2 separate regions of the Homo sapiens genome follow, and region 1 is linked to region 2. A link is an interaction called in ENCODE POLR2A ChIA-PET data of the cell type or tissue named here. Cell type or tissue: GM12878. All regions are shown on one strand. Links, peaks and the distances in the headings refer to the core of each region. The heading gives the core; the rest is flanking DNA. Region 1 overlaps CCM2 (CCM2 scaffold protein). Region 2 overlaps CCM2 (CCM2 scaffold protein).

Region 1 (11,847 bases), core at 1,471-9,470, 53 kb after region 2:
CAGAAGATCACTTGAGCCCAGGAGTTCAAGGCTGCAGTGAGTTATGATCATACTACTGCTCTCCAGCCTCGGCGACAGAGCGAGACTCTTCGGCAGTTGCTAAAGTCCCTAAGGCAAAAAAAGAATGTGGTGTAGCTATATTAATATCAGACAAGAGATTGGGACAAGAAGTCTTACTAGAAATAAAGATGGTCATGTCATAATGAAAAAGATTCATTTCAACAAGACATTATGGGCTGGGAGCAGTGGCTCACACCTGTAATCCCAGCACTTTGGGAGGCCGAGGCGGGTGGATCACCTGAGGTCAGGAGTTCAAGACCAGGCTGGCTAACATGGCAAAACCCCGTCTCTACTAAAAATACAAAAATTACCTGGGCATGGTGGTGCATGCCTGTAATTCCAGCTACTCAGAAGGCTGAGACAGGAGAATCACTTGAACCCAGGAGGTGGAGGTTGCAGTTAGCCAAGATCGTAGCACTACACTGCAGCCTGGGTAAGAGAGAAAGACTACCATCTCAAAAAAAAAAAAAAAAAAAAGATATTATGATCCTAAATGTGTATGTACTTAACAACAGAGCTTCAAAATACATGAAGCCAAAACTAACTAAAGGGAAAAACAAATCCAAAATAATAACTAGAGAACTTAACACCCTCTCTCTCAATAACTGACAGGATTAGCTGGATGCAGTGGCTCATGCCTGTAATCCCAGCACTTTGGGAGGCCAAGGTGGCTTTAGGCCAGGTGTCCAAGACCACCCTGGACAACATACTAAAATACTGATACTCTACAAAAACTTTTTAAAAAGTTAGCCAGGGCAGGGCACGATGGCTTACACCTATAATCTCAGCACTTTTAGAGAGGCCAAGGCAGGCAGATCACTTGAGATCAAGAATTTGAGATCATCCTGGCCAACATATTGAAACCTCACCTCTACTAAAAATACAAAAATTAGCCAGGCATAGTGGTGGGCACCAGTAATCTCAGCTACTTGGGAGGCTGAGGTAGGAGAATTGATTGAAACCAGGAGGCAGAGGTTGCAGTGAGCCAAGATCACGCCACTGCACCCCAGCCTGGGCAACAGAGTGAGACTCCATCTCAGTAAATAAATAAATAAATAAAGCAACCATTAAAAAATAAAACATAAAAATAAAAATTTTTAAAAATTAGCCCAGCTGGGTACAGTGGCTCACACCTATAATCCCAGCACTTTGGGAGGCCAAGGCAGCTGGATCACCTGAGGTCAGGAGTTCGAGAGGAGCCCGGCCAACATGGTGAAACCCCATCTCTACTAAAAATACAAAAATTAGCCGGGTGTGGTGGCGGGCACCTGTAATCCCAGCTACCAGGGAGGCTGAGGCATGAGAATAACTAGAACTTGGGAGGCAGAGGCTGCAGTGAGCTGAGATCGCACCATTGCACTCCAACCTGGGCAACAAGAGTGAGACTCCGTCTCAAAAAAAAAAAAAATTTAGCTGGGCATAGTGGCACACACCTATCGTCCTAACTACTTGGGAGGTTGAGGCATGAGAACTGCAGGAGTTTGAGGTTATACTGAGCTCTGATTGCACCACTACACTCCAGCCTGGGTTACAGAATGAGACCCTGTCTCTGGAAAGAGAAAAAAACAAAGAATTAGGAGACAAAAATTTAGCAGAAAGTTTGGCAGTGTCTTATAAAGTTAAACATATAGTTCCCATAAAATTCAGCAATTCCATTATTAGGTATTTACCCAAAATAAATGAAAACATGTTCACATAATGACTCATTCACAAATGTTCACAGCAGCTTTTTCAAAATACAAAGTAGACTGGGAGGCCGTGGCAAGTGTATCACCTGAGGTCAGGGGTTCGAGACCAGCCTGGCCAACATGGTGAAACCCCATCTCTACTAAAAATACAAAAATTAGCCAGGCATCGTGGCGGGCACCTATAATCCCACCTACTCAGGAGGCTGAGGCAGGAGAATCACTTGAACCCAGGAGGCAGAGGTTACAGTGAGCTGAGATCACACCATTGCATTCCAGTCTGTGCGACAAGAGCAAAACTCCATCTCAAAAAAATATATATATATATACACAAACTAGAAAGAAACTAAATCTCCAACAAATGAATAAACAAATCACAGCATAAACATACAACAAAATATTACTCAGCAACTGAAACATGCAGCAATATATGGATAAATCTCAAAAACATTATGCTGAGTACAGTGATCCCTGCACAACACAATGTATACTGTATGAATCCATCTGTATGAAGTTCTAGAATGAACAAAATTAACCTATGGTGGAAAAAAATCAGAACAGTACTACCTTGGGGGAAGGACTTTCTAAGGGGCATAAGGGAATTTTCTCAGTGATGGTAGGTAATATTTTATTTCTTAGTAGGGGTTTCAGTTACGTAGGAGTATGCATTTGTCAAAATTTAGCTAATATTCACTGAAGATGTGTATTATTTGGCCAGGAGCAGTGGCTCACGCCTGTAATACCAACACTTTGGCAGGCCGAGACAGAAGGATTGCTTAAGCCCAGGAATTCAAGACCAGCCTGGGCAACACAGTGAGACCTCGTCTCTACAAAAAATAAAAAAAATTAGCTGGGCATGGTGACAAACCCATTTAGTCCTAGCTACTGAGGAGACTGGGGCGGGAGGATCACTTGAGTCTGGGAAGTCAAGGCTGCAGTGTGCCATGATTGCACCACGGCACTCCAGCCTCTGTGACAGAGTGAGACCCTGTTTAAAAAAAAAAAAAAAGTGTGTATTTCATTGTTACATAATTTTACATCAAAAGAAAACTGTAAGCAAATATTGAACCCTAGTTAATGACATGCATGCTAATGTATTTAGATCAAAGTGAAACAATGTCTGCAATTTATTGAGGAATGCATCAGAAAAATAAAATGAGTTGATGGGCAGGTACAGTGATAAACAAATGCTAGATATGGGATAAAACAAGTATAGCCAGGCCAGGCAGGGTGGCTCATGAGTGTAATCCCAGCACTTTGGGAGGCCGAGGTGGGCGGATCATCTGAGGTCAGGAGTTCTAGACCAGCCCCACCAACATGGTGAAACCCTATCTCTACTAAATACAAAAACTTAGCCAGGCGTGATGGCACATGCCTGTAATCCCAGCTGCTGGGGAGGCTGAGGCAGGAGAATCGCTTGAACAAAGGAGGCGGAGGTTGCAATGAGCCGAAATCACGCCATTGCACTCCATCCTAGGTGACAGAGTGAGACTCCGTCTCAAAAAAAAAAAAAAAAAAAACAAGTATAGCCAACGTTAGTGGCAGAATCTAGGTGCAAGTATTCACTGCAAAATTCTTTCAACTTTGGTGTACTCAAAAATTTTTTTTTTTTTTTTTTTTTTGAGACAGAGGCTCCCTCTGTCGCCCAGGCTGGAGTGCAATGGCGCAATCTTGGCTCACAGCAACCTCTGCCTCCCGGGTTCAAGCGATTCTCCTGCCTCAGCCTCTGGAGTAGCTGGGATTACAGGCACACACCACCATGCCCTGCTTATTTTTGTATTTTTGTAGAGATAGCATTTCGCCATGTTGGCCAGGCTGGTCTTGAACTTCTGATCTCAGGTGATCTGCCTGCCTTGGCCTTCTAAAGTGCTGGGATTAGAGGCGTGAGCACCGTGCCTGTCCCAAAAATTTTCATCATAAAATGCTGAGGGTGGAAGAATGTGCTGGAAAAAGCAAACACGGAGGCTGCACATACCTCTTTCAAGAAAGACGGACAATACTAAGTGAGAGGGGGAGCCTTAGAAAGGAACTTGAACTCAGCCTGATATTAGAAGTGCACAGGCAGGTGGGCTATGGTTATTGTCTATACCCAGTAGCATGAAAAGTAAAAGCTATGTAAAGGTGATGTATCTAATGGCAGTAATAAATTAGCTAGACATAATCATATCTAGGGCATTTTCAGACATCTGACAGAAAATCAACATGCACCATAACTGACACTTAGACCTGACCAAGGCATCTCATTAAGAACATGTACCCTTGGCCGGGTGCGGTGGCTCACGCCTGTAATCCCAGTACTTTGGGAGGCCGAGGTAGGTGGATCACCTGAGGTTGGGAGTTTGAGACCAGTCTGACCCACATGGAGAAACCCCGTCTCTACTAAAAATACAAAATTAGCCGGACTTGGTGGCGCATGCCTGTAATCCCAGCTACTTGGGAAGGCTGAGGCAGGAGAATCGCTTGAACCTGGGAGGTAGAGGTTGTGGTGAGCCGAGATCGCGCCACTGCACTCCAGCCTGGGCAAGAGCAAAACTGTCTCAAAAAAAAAAAAAAAAAAAAAAAAAAAGAACATGTACCCTTGGCCAGGCACGGTGGCACACAGAGGCACACATTGGTCAGGACTTCGGGAGGACGAGGCGGGTGGATCATGAGGTCAAGAGATCAAGACCATTCTTGCCAACATGGGGAAACCCCATCTCTACCAAAAATAAAAAAATTAGCCGGGCATGGGAACACGCACCTATAGTCCCAGCTACTTGGGAGGCTGAGGCAGAATTGCTTGAACCCAGGAGGCGGAGCCTGCAGTGAGCTGAGGTCATGCAACTGCACTCCAGCCTGGGCAGCAGAGCAAGACTCCACCTCAAAAAAAAAAAAAAAAAAAAATGTACCCCACCACATAAACCAACAAGGGAAACATTTCAGTTTCCACACCTGACCAGAGAGCTCATGGTGACAACACACAGGAAGCAAATTTGATTTTTTGAAAAAAACCTGTATGGAATTTTAAACTATAGAATAGACATAAAGATTTAAATAAAGGCTTCTCTCTTTTTTTTCTCCAAGGTACAAAAACAACATGTGAAATGGTTATCTCCCACTCCTCAACTAGGTTTCCCTTAAGAACAGTGACACCACGGGTTTAGGCTGACCAGTCTTCTCACTTTCAGAAAAGTGAAAAACCTCCTTGGGTTACAAGACACACCATCATCCTAAGCTGCAAACAAAAGCCCAAATTCCATGTTCCTATTATGCTTATTAAAGGGGATCACTTTCATTGCACATACATCTAATGCCTATGGTCAAATGCCCTAATTCTTAACATAATCCAAGCAAAAAATTGTTACTGTTTGGGCACACTTGGGAGAAAAAAAAAGGTCACATTTTTGGCACAGACACAAGGCTAAGGAAAAAAGTTCTTATTTTTACAAAACAAACAAACAAAAAATCCTAATGGTTCCATTGACAAATCCAAATGTAAACTCCCTCATACCTGTAGAATCATTTGAAGAGCAGTTGCTGTTCTTGATTGAAAGATAAAAAAGCCAAGGAGTGCGAAGCGCGCTAACAAAGATCCACTGTTCACAAGGACACAGCGATGCATGCAGAGGACATGGCTGGGCTCACTGCTCCCGCCACAGATCCCAGAGCACAAAGCCTGTCCCAGATGAAATGAATGACATCCCTGACTGTGCCAGCTCCCAAAACACCATACATGTTCTCCCAACCACAAAGAGTGTGCTGTGATTTATGGTTTACATACAGCACAGTGAGGGTTGTCCTGTCACTCTGAGCAGCTCGTCCGTGGCCATGTTGACAGTGTAGACTTGGTCCTCAGAACTCACCCCAGAGACCCTAAGGCAGCCAGCAGATGAGGCCAGAATGACCAGCAACATAAGGCTTGTTACTCTTCTGTCTTGATGAGTTACTACTGCACTTCTATCTACAAACTGAACTCTAGGGTTTGCTTCAAAATCACCTGGTGCATTAGCCTTCTTGGGCTGCCAGGACTAAGTATTATAGACTTGAGTGGCTTCAATAATAGAAACTTATTCTCTTAGAGTCTAGATGCTGAAAGTCCAAGATCAAGGTAAATTTAGCAGGGTGGTTTCTCCTGAGGTCTCTCCTTGGCTTGCAGATGGCTGCCTTCTCCATGAGTCCTCCAATGATCATTCCTCTCTGTGTCCTAATAACTTCCTATAAGGACATCCATCAGATTGGATTAGGGCCCACACAATTACCTCATTTTACCTCAATCACCTCCTTAAAGACTCCATCTTCAGGCCAGGCATGGTGGCTCAAGCCTATAATCCCAGCACTTTGGGAGGCCGAGGTGGGTGGATCACGGAGTCAGGAGATTGAGACCATCCTGGCTAATACGGTGAAACCCCATCTCTACCAAAAATACAAAAAAATTAGCCAGGTGTGGTGGCGGGCACCTGTAGTCCTAGCTACTCAGGAGGCCGAGGCAGGAGAATGGCGGGAACCTGGGAGGCGGAGCTTGCAGCGAGCCAAGATTGCACCACTGCACTCCAGCCTGGGTGACAGAGCAACAAGACTCCGTCTAAAATAAAAACAAATAAAAAAAAAAAGACTCCATCTTCAAATACAGTCACATCCTGAGGTCCTGGAAGTAGGGGCTTCAGCACATGACTCTGAGGGGACACTATTCGGCCCACACAGGCAGGAAGCAGGAATGAGGAGAAGGTGCACATGAAACTGACTGCCCACACATGGGCACAGGGGACTTCGTTACATGATTTTTTTTCTTTACATTTGCTTTTGAAGTTTTCATAAAGGTGTTCCTGATCACTCTTACCAAAGCCTGCTCCCACCATCCATCCCCGGGCTCCACTTCCTGCTCTGCAGCCACAGGCTCACCGTACACATTTCAGTCTCCAGCATCTGTGTCTGACACCATTGGTGCTAATAAACAATAGTTTAATGGACAAGTGAATGCATGATGTGGAACACCTCCAGTGGCTTCAAGTGCATACAGAACCAACACCCAACTTCCCAGCCCAAGGACTTCCCAGGACTGGGGGGTCCTCTCCACCTCATCTCTGCTTCTGAACTGCAGGACACAGTCCCGGTCTCAACCTGGCTGGAAGTGGCTGCTGCCTGCCCCATGTCTCTTCTGACATCCTAGGTCTGCCTTTAGTCTCTAATTTTAGGTGTAAGTGACCTACTTTCCAAAGTGCAATGTCCCTAACCCTCTTCTCAGTGGGCTAAGCACATAATAGGCAAGGCATGACCAAGTTATCTCACTAAAAACTTGTATCGCCACCACGTAAACCAACAATAGAGGGTGATTTAAATGCTCAATAGTTAGGTTTATAGGACTTAATCATGACCATTTACTTACACTGCAAAGTGACAACAAGGAGGGGGCACTGCTGACGGAAATGAAAAAACTGGAAGATCAAGAGTAAGCGCCCCAGTGGGGCAGACTGCAGACGCCCTTCTCGTCTGCAGGGAAGCCCTTCACTGCAATAATATTGCTAAGAGAAACGTTTTGCTTTACACTATCTTCCTCTGAAAGGATGCTCAGAGCAGCCCTGGAAGGTTCTGATGTGCTTTCTGAATCTAAATTATGACAGAATCTGACAATATGTTGAAAATTAACAAATACATACTATGTAAATGGTAACTCTTCAAGACAGAAAAGTAACCAGCCTTATGTTGCCGATCATTCTGGCCTCACCTACTGGCTGCCTTAGGTTCTCTGCTGAGCACCTCCTGCCTGGTTCTCCAGCCTCCTGACCCTGAGTTACCAAGTTGCCATCCAAGAATCACTGCAATAGCTACCCAAGAGGAAAAATAAAACAAAATATAGCAGCCCCAATTCACCTTCTGAACCCAAGTATGGCTTGTGACAGTTATAGAATCGGTTTAGTGGGTCATGACCATGAGCCTTTTTTTTTTTTTTGAGACGGAGTCTTACTCTTGTCGCCCAGGCTGGAGCGCAATGGCACATTCTCAGCTCACTGCAACCTCCATCTCCCGAGTTCAAGCAATTCTCCTGCCTCAGCCTCACAAGTAGCTAGGATTACAGGCCCCACCACCACGCTCAGCTAATTTTTGTATTTTTAGTAGAGATGGGGTTTCACCATGGCTGGTCTCAGACTCCTGACAGGTGATCCACCCACCTCAGCCTCCCAAAGTGCTGGGATTACCAGTGTGAGCCACCGCACCTGGCCAACCACCAGTTGTAATAGAAAGAAAAAAAAATAGAATTAAAAAATCAGAGCGTTTAAGTGTGGTTCCTTTAAACTTTCACTTCGGTTATACAGACACACACATTTATGTCTGCATCAGGTCAGCATGGAGAAGGTATGGCTTCCTGGTGCCTGCAGTGACCAAATTTTAAAAGGTACTGGTCCAATCCAAGCTTTCAGTTCCTCACAGACACTGGTCCAGCAGTGACTACAGCAGCTGATAGTTCAGGGCCTGTAACCTAGAGGATCTTTTCCCCTCCACTTTTTATTATGGAAATTCTCAAAAATACATAAAAGTAGACAGAACAATATATAACCATTACCAAAGCATTCAGCTATCCCCTTTGTTTCTTCTATTTTGAGTAAAGCAAATCCCAGAAATCATATTATTTCACCTACAAATATCTCAGAATACATGCCTATCAGATCAGAACTTAATTATCATACCCAACAAAATTAATAATTCCTTATTTATTATTTAATATCTAGTCCTACATTTCTAGGGAACTTTATAACCTTTTTTTTCTCTTTTTCTTCTTGAGACAGGGTCTTGCTGTCACTCAGGTGGTGGCACAATCACACTCACTGCAGCCTCGACCTCCAGGGCTCAAGCGATCTTCCCTTCTCAGCATCCCAAGTAGCTGGAACTACAGGCATGCACCACCATGCTCAGCTAATTTTCTTATTTTTTGTAGAGATAGGGTCTCACTACATTGTCCAGGCTGATCTCAAACTCCTAGGCTCAAGTGATCCTCCCACCTCAGTCTCCCAAAGTGCTGGGATTACAGGCGTAGCCACTACACTCAACCTATAACCTTTTTCTACCTTAAACAATGCAAATAAACTAGATGAATGTAAAAATATTTAACTTTGATCAGTGTGAAATCATAGCCACCTGGTGGGGCAACCGAAGACCAGAGGCAGCAGAGAAGCTGAGACCCACAAGGTTAAGGCCACAAGATGGTTTTTTTTTTTTTTTGGAGATGGAGTCTTGCCCTGTTGCCCAGGCTGGAGTACAGTGGCATGATCTCAGCTCACTGCAACCTCCACCTCCCGGGTTCAAGAGATTCTCCTGCCTCAGCCTCCTAACTGGGATTATAGGCACATGCCACCACGCCCAGCTAATTTTGTATTTTTAGTAGAGACGGGGTTTCACCATGCTGGCCAGGCTGGTCTCAAACTCCTGGTGTCAAGTGATCCGCCTGCTTCGGCCTCCCAAAGTGTTAGGATTACCTACACCCAACCCTGACAAGACAGCTTTTTTGGGCTGTGATCTGAGTATAAAAATCCACACAACCCAACTTAAGTGCATCCAAGTTTCTAATAAAAAGGAATTACTGTCAGGTGCGGTGGCTCAGCCACCCAGCACCTTGGGAGGCCAAGGTGGGTGGATCACCTGAGATCCGGAGTTTGAGACTAGCCTGACCAACATGGAGAAACCCCGTCTCTACTAAAAATACAAAAATTAGCTGGGCATGATGGCACACGCCTGTAATCCCAGCTACTCGGGAGGCTGAGGCAAGAGAATCACCTGAACCCGGGAGGCGGAGGTTGCAGTGAGCTGAGATCGTGCCATTGCACTCCAGCCTGGGCAACAAGAGCGAAACTCTATCTCAAAAAAAAAGGAATTACATAGTGCCACAATGCACAGAACATGAGTCCATACCGTAGGTAGGAGCCTTATTCTCCAAACCCCAAAACAGAACTTGTAGGCTAAAAAGTAGACACTCTGTAGACATCAGGACAGAAGAGCAGCCCCAAGTGGTCACTTCTACTCCCCAGGCCCCACACCTTTAGTGGCCAGAGGACTTTTCTGTCAATGCACTCATTCCTTCAGATGGACCCATGAGTGATCCATCTCCCCATCAGCTCCTGGGGGCCACAAGCTCTTCCTGTATCCCCATCACCCAGTGAGTTTCATGGGACACAAGAGGGGCTCAACAGACATTTGTTAAACGAACCATGGCCCACTTGAGGAAACCCAGGTGTACAGTCATCATCACCACATGTGCTGAGGTGACTTGAGAAAGGGCAGTGATACACTGGGGCCAAGTTTCCGTGAGACTCACTTTGGTCCATAGGTTCTCTGCCAACTCACTGATTCCTGTGTCCTGAGGAAAATGGGCCGAGGTAAAAAAAAGCCTGAATCACTGCTTGGCAGACACCAAGACAAGTGTCTGAGATTAAAAAGAAAAAAAAAAAAAAGGCCCACCTGAGCTCAGGTGATCCTCCTGCCTCAGCCTCCCAAGTAGCTGAGACTATAGGCGAGCGCTGCCGCGCCTGGCTAATTTCTGTATTTTTTGTATAGATGGGGTTTTGCCATGTTGCCCAGGCTGGTCTCGAACTCCTGAGCTAAAGTGATCGAGCCTTGGCCTCCCAAAGTGCTGGATTACAGGCGTAGCTACCATACCCAGCCTAATTCTGCATTTTTTGAAGAAGCTAACTTAGAAGAATTTAAGCGTCCAAACTGTACCTTCATAAAACTATTGTCAGCACTTCTGCTACTTATGTCTGAATTTGTGTATAAGTTTAGAGCAATGCAATTTACCTTAATGAGAATGATTTAACCACCGAAGTTATTAAACTGGAGGTGATCTCACATTGAATGTGGTAGCTGAGCAGGAAGGTTCTGCCAGCTTGCAACTGGCAGAGTACACGAGGTAGTGTTAAGTCATGACCTGGAGAAGAATCCATGCCCCAAAGCTCCTTGTCTGGCTTGTCTACAGGAAACAAGCTAAGACAAGTGGCAGAATACAGAAAAAACACAAAACCCCTGGCTTAAGCAACTACATAACAACTGATTATCTCCTCTAGTGAGAAAATGAAATTAATAATTAACCTGTTTATGCCTAAATTTTTTCATTACCCAACTGGAAAATTCTTGATAATTTTACTGTTTTTTCACTTGTACCCCAAAAACAGTCTTACTGCTTCTCTCTCTCTCTCCCTATTTGCTGGGTGTTTCATGTTTCTACCAAAGCTGATAGACAGCTCTAGAAAAAAAAATCACTCAATTCCATCCTTGCCTATCACACACAGGTAGATGGGCCAGGTACTCCTGTAAGCGGTGCACAATGAGGTCATCAGTCCTTAGCGCGCTCTTGGATCCCGGCATTCCACAGAGCACATGGCTCACTTTCCGCAAAGCTCAGCATCATCCACACTCGGGCCTGATGGTCCCTACTAAGCAGCCACCGGGTTAGCACCTCTCCTTTCCAGCTAACTCCTTTTACACTGCTTGGCTCCTCCCTCTTCTGTGCGCAGCACGCATCTCTAATCTAACACCTGCAGGCTGAATCACTATCTTGAGCTATTTTCCAGACTTAAAACATCTTTGTAGATAACCGCAAATTATACTGCACCTAAATTAGACATGCATGGTGCTAACATGAAACAATGAGTTGAGAAAGTAGAGAACCAGCACCACAGGACTCCCTGAAGGCCACCTGGCTACATTCTATTTCAAACAGGACTTTTAAATGGGGCACTCTGTCAAACAAGGTGGTGAGTAGCTGTCAATTAAAGGACACTTCCCTGCAGAGTTCAGGGTAGTAAAATCATAGTTAGGAATTATCGAGGTCTGCTTTAAACTTGTGGATAAAAGTGCGCACACACACATCAAAAAGAAAATGATAGCCAAGACGTGAAGATTATAAAGCATTTATTTGAAAAAGATACATTTTATTAAAATCCATTTTCCACTTTAATGGTAGTTCAATCCACATCGTTTTTCCAGTCTTAAAATGTTTCTTTATCGACTACTATAACCCTTTACTGTAATTAAAGCCACATTTTGTAAAACTACATAAACTGGGGTTTGACTATGAACTATGTCCTAAATCCCACTGCCAAATGTAGCTAGCGTCACTAAAATCAATCAATGGTTT
Region 2 (8,376 bases), core at 1-8,000:
TTCTTCTGGAACTGCCTTCAGATTCAGACTTACGGCACATGGTTTGAAATATCTTGAAAGTGTAAATTTTGGAAACAGCCCAAAATCACATGGAGCAAGTGTCGAGAATCAACTTAATGTCCATACTAAGGAATAGTCTTTATGGCCAAGAGCCAAGTGTACCCATAATGTGATGGGACTGGCTCATTCCTCACAGCCACGAGGCCAAGAGTACAGGGACCAAGGGCTGGTGGGGGCTGAGGGCTAGTGCACAGGGTTAAGAGGATAGGGTTACCTTTGCATTGTCTATGAAATGCAGGATTTCAGTCCTACTGGAGGGATTCAGGTATCCTGGTATGGACGTTAACTGACCTAAATACTGAAAGAAAGTGAAGAAAAAAATGCCATGAGAAATGGGAGCTGAGCCAACACCACCATCACTACCACCGAGAGCACAAACCAAGTGCTTCATACTCAGGCCACCAGGCCCATGGGTCTCCATTCCGGCTCGCGTGGAGGCCCAACTCTAGGAAGAGAGTCCTGGGTTCTTACAGAAATCTCTACTGGCTGAGGACAGTGCTGCCCCATCTCCTACTATTCTACAGTGAAGGTCATCATCAAAAGTCCTGCAATGAGTATCCCAAACTACTAGTACCAAAACTACTAGTTTTGGTAGAATCTGTATTCTAAAACAGGGATGGTCAGGGTTTTCTCGTCACTGCTGGGGAAACTGAAAACAATGGCATCATGCACAACTTCACTAAAAAATAAACTTCCTCAATTGCAAAGGTCAACATAGCTGAGAAATGAGCATAAATAGAGAAATGAAGTGCTATGGTTTCAATGTGTCCCCCAAAAAGCATGTGCTGGAAACTTAGTCCCCACATGCAACAGTGTTAAGGGTGGGGCCTTTAAGAGGTGATTAGGCCAGGTGCGGTGGCTCACGCCTGTAATCCCAGCACTTTGGGAGGCTAAGGTGGGCAGATCACCTGAGGTTGGGAGTTCGAAACCAGCCTGACCAACATGGAGAAACCCCGTCTCTACTAAAAATACAAAATTAGCTGGACGTGGTGGTGCATGCCTGTAATCTCAGCTACTCAGGAGGCTGAGGCAGGATAATTGCTTGAACCCGGGAGGCGGAGGTTGTGGTGAGCCAAGACTGCGCCATTATACTCCAGCCTGGGCAACAAGAGCAAAACTCCATCTCAAAAAAAAAAAAGAAAGAAAAGAGCTGATTAGGCCACGAGAGCTCTGCCCTTGTGAGCACATTAATGCTGTTATCCTGGGAGAGGGTTTGTTATCTCAGGAGCAGGTTCCTGATGAAAGGATGAATTTGACCCCCTTCCCTCTCCTGCCCTTCCACCTTTCGCCCTGGGATAACATAAGATGCAGATGCAGCCCCTCACCAGCTGTGCCCTTCAACCTTAAACCTCCTAGCCTCCAGAACGATACGATTTTTTTTTTTTTTTTGAGACAGGGTCTCACTCTATCACACAGGCTGGGGTGCAGAGGCGTGATCTTGGCTCACTGCAACCTCTGCCTCCCAGGCTCAAAGCAATTGTCCCACCTTAGCCTCCTGAGTAGCTGGTACTACAGGTGTGTGTCACCACGCCTGGCTAATTTTTGTAGAGACAGGGTTTTGCCATGTAGCCCAGGCTGGTCTCGAACTCTTGGACTTAAGCAATCTGCTCACCGCAGCTTCCCAAAGTGCTGGGATTACAGGTGTGAGGCACCATGCACAGCCTAGAAATATCTATTCATTATAAATTTCCCAGTCTGTGGTATCTGTTATAGCAGCACAAAACATTTAGTAAAAAGGTTTTTTTGGTCACACATGGCCATGAGGCACTTGGCTTAGCAAACCTCCATAATGCAGGGCCTCAGGTGTAGAAGGCTGTGGGCAGCAGCACTGTACCTGCTGTGCTCCTGCCTGCATCTTACCAACCACCATAACATTTTCAATGTTTCTGTTTTTTAAAATGGGTTGCTGATTCTTCCCAAGAACAGGCTTCTTGCACTCAACATTTCTCAGTTGTTCATTACCTCACACAGTTAAGTTCTCTATTAAAAAAGAATGAAATGGGACTTTCCAATTTCCTGTCCAGCTTGTAAAGGCTCAGAAGTCATCACTCCCATCCTCACAACAAGAAAGCTGGCAAACTTAAAATCAATGACTGTTCTCAGATCCATCAGATAATTGAGGTCACATGAAAAAACAATAACCCCAAAGATGGAGAGACAGATATGCAATGCTAAGAATCACAGCTCATTGCGGGGCAGAAACCCTAGAGCCAGCACCAGCAGAGAGGAAAGGGGAACTGACAAATGGCAGAGACTGAGCATGGACCAGTAGGAGACAAAAACTCCAGGGGAATAGTCACTGGGGAGGTCCCCATACCAGTCTGAGTTTTACCTCCATGAGCCCCACCAGGCTCTCAGGGTGAGACTGGAGAAACATCTCCTCATACTCTGGTAGGAGGAGGGAAGAATACATCATTTAAAAGTATAACCAGGCCAGGTGTGGTGGCTCATGCCCATAATCCCAGGACTTTGGATGGCCAAGGCGGCAGGTTTGCTTGAGGCCAGGAGTTTGAGACCAGCCTGGGAAACATGGTGAGACCCTATCTCTACAACAAGAACAACAACAGCAACAACAACAACAAAATAGTTGGGCACGGCAGTGTGCCTGTGGTGCCAGCTACTCAGGAGGCTGAGATGGGAGGATCATTTGAGCCCAGGAGGTTGAGGCTGCAGTGAGTCATGATGGTGCCACTGCACTCCAGTTTCCCAACCAACATATAAAGGGCTCAGAGGTCATCTCAAAAAAAAAAAAAAAAAAAGAAAGAAAGAAAGAAAAAGGCATGACCAGAGCATTCTGTTATCCTTAACAAAGGGCTTTCCTCAAGGAAAACTATTTTACCAGAGCCTAACCACCTAGGGGTAAGGAAACACCCAATTCCTGCCTCCTCTATCGTTTATGTCTCTCCTAAGGGGGAGGAAAAAAACAAAACTGAGAAGCACATGTGAAGGCCACGGCCCAGGGACACAGGTTCACTAAAACACTGAGACCTAATCCCAGGACTACAGAACACTTCCTCTCCCCTGAAAGCCACATCAACAGGACCCCTGTGTAATAACAGGGATGCACACCTATAAGAACTGCAGGCCTCAGACTCTATTTAAGAAGGAATCTTGAAGAAAACCCAAAAACAATGGAAGACAAAAACAAGGATACACAGGAGATTTTTATCCCCCAGCATCACAAGGGCAGCAAACAGTAAACACAGCCCAACTCCCAGCCAGCCAAACGTACCTCACACTAAGGCCTATTAACCTGACGCCTAAGTTCCTCATATCAGAACCAGACTCAGACATAGTGGAGATTTTGGAACTACCAGATTGGGAATTTAAAACAACTACGATTAATATGGTAATGGCTCTAACGGAAAAAGTAGACATCATGTAAGAACAGATAGGCAGCATAAGCAGAGATGGAAACCCTAAGCAACAATCAGTAGGAAATGCCAGAAAGCAAAAGTCCTGTAACAGCAATGGGGACTGCCTTCAACAAGCTCAAGAGGCTGGACACAGCCAAGGAGAGACTCTCTGAGCTTAAGAATACGTCAACAGAAACTTCCAAACATGAAAAGCAAAGGGAAAAAAGAACGAAAGAAAGAAAACAGAATATGCAAGAACTGTGGGACAGTTACAAAAAGTGTAACATATGTGCAATGAGGATATCAAGAGAAAGAAAAGAACACAATAACTATTTGGAGTAATGAGAGCTGAGAAGTTCCCCAAACTAATGTCAGACACCCATCCACAGATCCAATAAGGTCAGAGAACATGAAACGGTAAAAAGCAGGTAATTTACACTGAGGCAAATCACATCAAACTGCAGAAATCAAAGACAAAAAGAAAATTAGAAAGGAAGATTCTCTCTTTGCAGAAATCTGGGAATTTTTTCCACAGGAAAAAAACATCCTACCTATAAAATGGCAAGAACAAGAATGACACTGGATTTCTCTTCAGGAACCATCCAAGCAAGAAGAGAGAGGAGGGAACTATTTGATTCTGTATCCAGTGAAATTATCCTTCAAAAGTGAAAGAGAAATAAAGATTTTTATCAGAAAAACAAAAACTCAGGGATTTAACATTTCAAGAAAAGTTAAAAGAACTTCTTCAGAGAGAATGAAAATGATTTGGTCAGAAACTCTGATCTATGTAAAGAAGGGGAAAAGCATCAGAGAAGAAATAAATGTAGGTAAAATTAATCTTTTATTTTTCTTATTTTAATTGCTCTAACACATTAACAATTTGTTCAAAATAAAATTTGTGTATTGGGTGACTGTAGCCTAAGGATAAATGAAATAAATGACAGCAATGTTATAAGCAGTGGGAGGAGTGAACTGGGAATACTTGGTTACAAGGTATTTGCACTACCTGTGAAGCAGCACAGCATTATTTGAAAGTGGATTTTGATTAGTTGTGAATGTATATTGCAAACCCTAAGGCAACCACTAAAATAAATATATATATATACACACATACACATTTTTGAGACAGGGTCTTGCTCTGTTGCCCAGGCTGGAGTGCAGTGGCACAATCACAGCTCACTGCAGCCTCAACCTCCCAGGCTGAAGCGATCCTCCCACTAGTAGATGAGACTACACGCACATGCCACCAGGCCCAGCTAATTTTTGTATTTTTTGTAGAGACAGACGGGGTTTTGCCATGTTGCCCAGGCTGGTCTCGAACTCCTGAGCTCAATCAATCCGCCCGCCTCGGCCTTCAAAAGTGCTGGGAATACAGGCATGAGCCACCGCACCCAGCCTGTATTTTTTGTTTTTTCTTTCTTTCTTTCTTTTTTTTTTTTTTAACAGACAGGGTTTCGCCACATTGCCTAGGCTAGTCTCAAACTCCTAGGCTCAAGTGATCCTCCTGCCTTGGCCTCCCAAAGTGCTGGGATTACAGGCATGAGCCACCATGCCTGGCCAAAACTTTTAAACAAAAAATCAGCAAATTGAATCCAATAATGTATTAATAATTATACACCACGACCAGGCAGGATTTATCCCAGGTGTGCAAGGCTAATTCAATGTTCAAATATCAATCGTAGCGGGGGCAGTGACTCATGCCTATAATCCCAGCATTTAGAGAAGCCAAGATGGGTGGATCACCTGAGGTCAGGAGTTCAAGACTAGTGTGGCCAACATGGTGAAACCCCATCTCTACTAAAAATAAGAAAATTAGGCTGGTCATGGTAGCTCACACCTGTAATCCCAGCACTTTGAGAGGCCAAGGTAGGTGGATCACCTGAGGTCAGGAGTTTGAGACCAGCCTGGCCAACATGGCAAAACCCCGTTTACACTAAAAATACAAAAAAAAAAAAAAAATTAGCTGGGCGTGGTGGCAGGTGCCTGTAATCCCAGCTACTCAGGAGGCTGAGGCAAGATCGTGCCACTGCTTTCCAGCCTAGGTGACAGAACAAAAACTCTGTCTCAAAAAAAAATATATCGTTGTAATCCATCACATCAACTGGCTAAAGAAAAATCATATGATTGTAGCAATAGATGTAGAAAAAGCATTTGACAAATCTAACACCCATTCATGACAAAAGCTCTCAGCAAACCAGGAATAGAGACTTCCTGAACTAATTAAAAACATCTATTTATGAAACTGGAAACCATCATTCTCAACAAACTATCGCAAGGACAAAAAAACAAACACCGCATGTTCTCACTCATAGGTGGGAATTGAACAATGACAACACATGGACACAGGAAAGGGAACATCACACACCGGGGACTGTTGTGGGGTGGGGGGAGGGGGGAGGGATAGCATTAGAAGATATACCTAATGCTAAATGATGAGTTAATGGGTGCAGCACACCAACATGGCACATGTATACATATGTAACAAACCTGCACGTTGTGCACATGTACCCTAAAACTTAAAGTATTAAAAAAAAACACCCTAAAGCGAACATCATACTTAATGGCAAAAAGTTAGATACCTTCCCCCTAAGATCAGGAACAAGGCAAAGATGTCCCCTCTTATCACTATGATTTAACATCATATAGAAGTCTCAGCTAATGCAATTATGCAAGAGAAGGAAACAAAAAGTATAAAGGTTGGGAAACTGTCTTTGCTGACAGATGACCTCTCTGACTGGGAACCAAGCAAGGAGGTCACTCTGGAGATTTCCGAATCCAAGCAACGTAAACACGGTGACATGAGTCAGTCTACCTGCTGCTTGCTATGCAATGTAGCCTTCTCACTGGATGGAGCAGGAAACAGGCAGAAGAGTAACTGGCTGAAGCACACTCAGGGCACGGTGGCAAATACAAGTTCATCTTGGGCTTAGTCAGATGGGCAACCTAAACTTCAGAATTGCGTGTGCTGGGCAGCTCCATAAGGAAATGTATAGTTATTCCAAGAAGTTTTATATTTCATAAGGTGAGGATGGAAGTGGGGAGGGAAGAATGCAAAAGTATGTATTGGCTTCCCCAATCTCTATAGTGCTGGTAAGACCCTTCTGATAATTAGAGCAGTTTCAGAACAAATAAGCAGCACATCCAAGTACTGGCTCATCCTTAGCCTGTCATCAGTGAACATTTTGGAATGTTTCCACAGACCTGCCCTTAGCTGAGGCCTTTCCATCCTCTTCCTATCTGCTCATATAAACCAAATGTAGATACTGCTTACATTTATCAGTAATAAATTTCAACTATTTTCATACTTCCTGATTTCAAAACTTACTACACCACCACAGTCATGGAAAGAGCGTGATATAAAGACAGACACTGACCAATGGATTGGAAAAGAGAGCCCAAGGCCAGGCGCGGTGGCTCACACCTGTAATCCTAGCACTTTGGGAGGCCGAGGCGGGTGGATCACGAGGTCAGTATATCAAGACCATCCTGGCCAACATGGTGAAACCCCGTCTCTACTAACAATACAAAACTTAGCCGGGTGTGGCGGCGCACACCTGTAGTCCCAGCTACTTGGGAGGCTGAGGCAGGGGAGCTGCTTGAACCCAAGAGGCAGAGGCTGCAGTGAGTCGAGATCATACCACTGCACTCCAGCCTGGGTAACAGAGTGAGACTCCATCTCAAAAAAAAAAGAAAGAAAGAAAAAAAGAGAGCCCAAGAAAGACCCTTGTGTATATGGTCAGATTATTTTCAACAAGGGTGCCATGATGAGCATTCAATGGGGAAAAGACAGTCTTTTCAACAAATGGTGCTGGGAAAACTGGATATCCACAGGCAAAAGAATGAAGTTTAGACCATTTACCTAACAATATTTACAAAGATTAACTCAAAATGGGTCAAATATATAAATGTGAGACCTAAAACTATAAAATTCTTAGAAGAAAACACAGGAAAAGCTTCATGATATTGGATTTATCAATGATTTCTTGGCTATCACACCAAAAGCACAGGCAACAAAAGAAAAACAAATCTGGACTTCACCAAAATTAAACACTTTTGTGCGCCAAAGAATACAATCAACACGGTGAAAAAACCCACAGTATGGGAGAAAATGTTTCCAATCATATCTGATAAGGGATTAATATCTAAAATATATAAAGAAGTCCTAGAACTCAACAACCAAAAACCAAACAACCCAATTAAAAACTGGGCAAATGACTTGACATTTCTCTAAAGATACACAGATGGCCAATAAGCCAAGCATGAGAAAAGATTTTCAACATCAATAGTTATTAGGGAAATGCAAATCAAAACCGTAATGAAATACCACTTCACACCCACTAGGATGGCTACTTTTTTCTTTTAATAGTGACGGGGGTGGGGTCTCACTATGTTGCCTAGGCTGGTCTTGAACTCCTGAGCTCAATTGATCCTCCTGCCTCAGCCTCCCAAAGTGCTAGGATTACAGGCGTGAGCCACCACACCCAGCCTAGATGGCTATTTAAAAAAGGGAAAATTACAATTGTTGGCAAAGATATGGAGATATTGAAACCCTGTGCATTACTGATGGGAATGTAAAATGATACTCCTGTGAAAAGCAATATGGTGGTTCCTCAAAAAATTAAACATGGAATTAGCATATGATTCAGTAATTCCACTTCTGGGTATATATACAAAAGAAATAAAAGCAGGGGCTTGAAAAGACATTTGTACACCCATGTTCATAGCAGCATGATTCACAATCAACTAAAGCAAGAAACAACTCAAATGTTCATTGACAGATAAATGAATAAACCAAATGTGATCTACACATACAATGAAATATTATTCAGCCTTAAAAGCAATGGAAATGCTGACACATGCTACGACATGGAAGAACCTTGAGGGCACTGTGCTAAGCGAAATAAGCCAGTCACAAAAGGACAAATATTGTATGATTCCACTTACATAAGATACCTAGAGT

The links. ChIA-PET counts read pairs that join two places held together with the same protein. Peaks named below come from ENCODE experiments on the same cell type or tissue, not always from the same donor. Only the 100,000 strongest peaks of a DNase experiment are listed, where the experiment ranks them.
Region 1: POLR2A ChIA-PET joins it to region 2 with 11 read pairs; 8 of 35 experiments call an interaction of 5 or more read pairs at or near these places.

The regions. Positions count from the first base shown.
Region 1 is chr7:45,000,821-45,012,667 of GRCh38, reverse strand. The region is part of intron 1 of CCM2 (CCM2 scaffold protein); the gene reads right to left. Among named protein-coding and RNA genes, the nearest start is that of CCM2, 6.5 kb to the right of the region's middle. In GM12878, for the core only: no CTCF peak of the experiment used is centred there; a DNase peak (open chromatin) is centred at 4,677; H3K27ac peaks cover 1,056 bases.
Region 2 is chr7:45,055,900-45,064,275 of GRCh38, reverse strand. CCM2 (CCM2 scaffold protein) reads right to left here. Exons shown (of 10, transcript NM_031443.4): 3 at 275-358. Among named protein-coding and RNA genes, the nearest start is that of NACAD, 29 kb to the left of the region's middle. In GM12878, for the core only: no CTCF peak of the experiment used is centred there; no DNase peak of the experiment used is centred there; H3K27ac peaks cover 1,082 bases.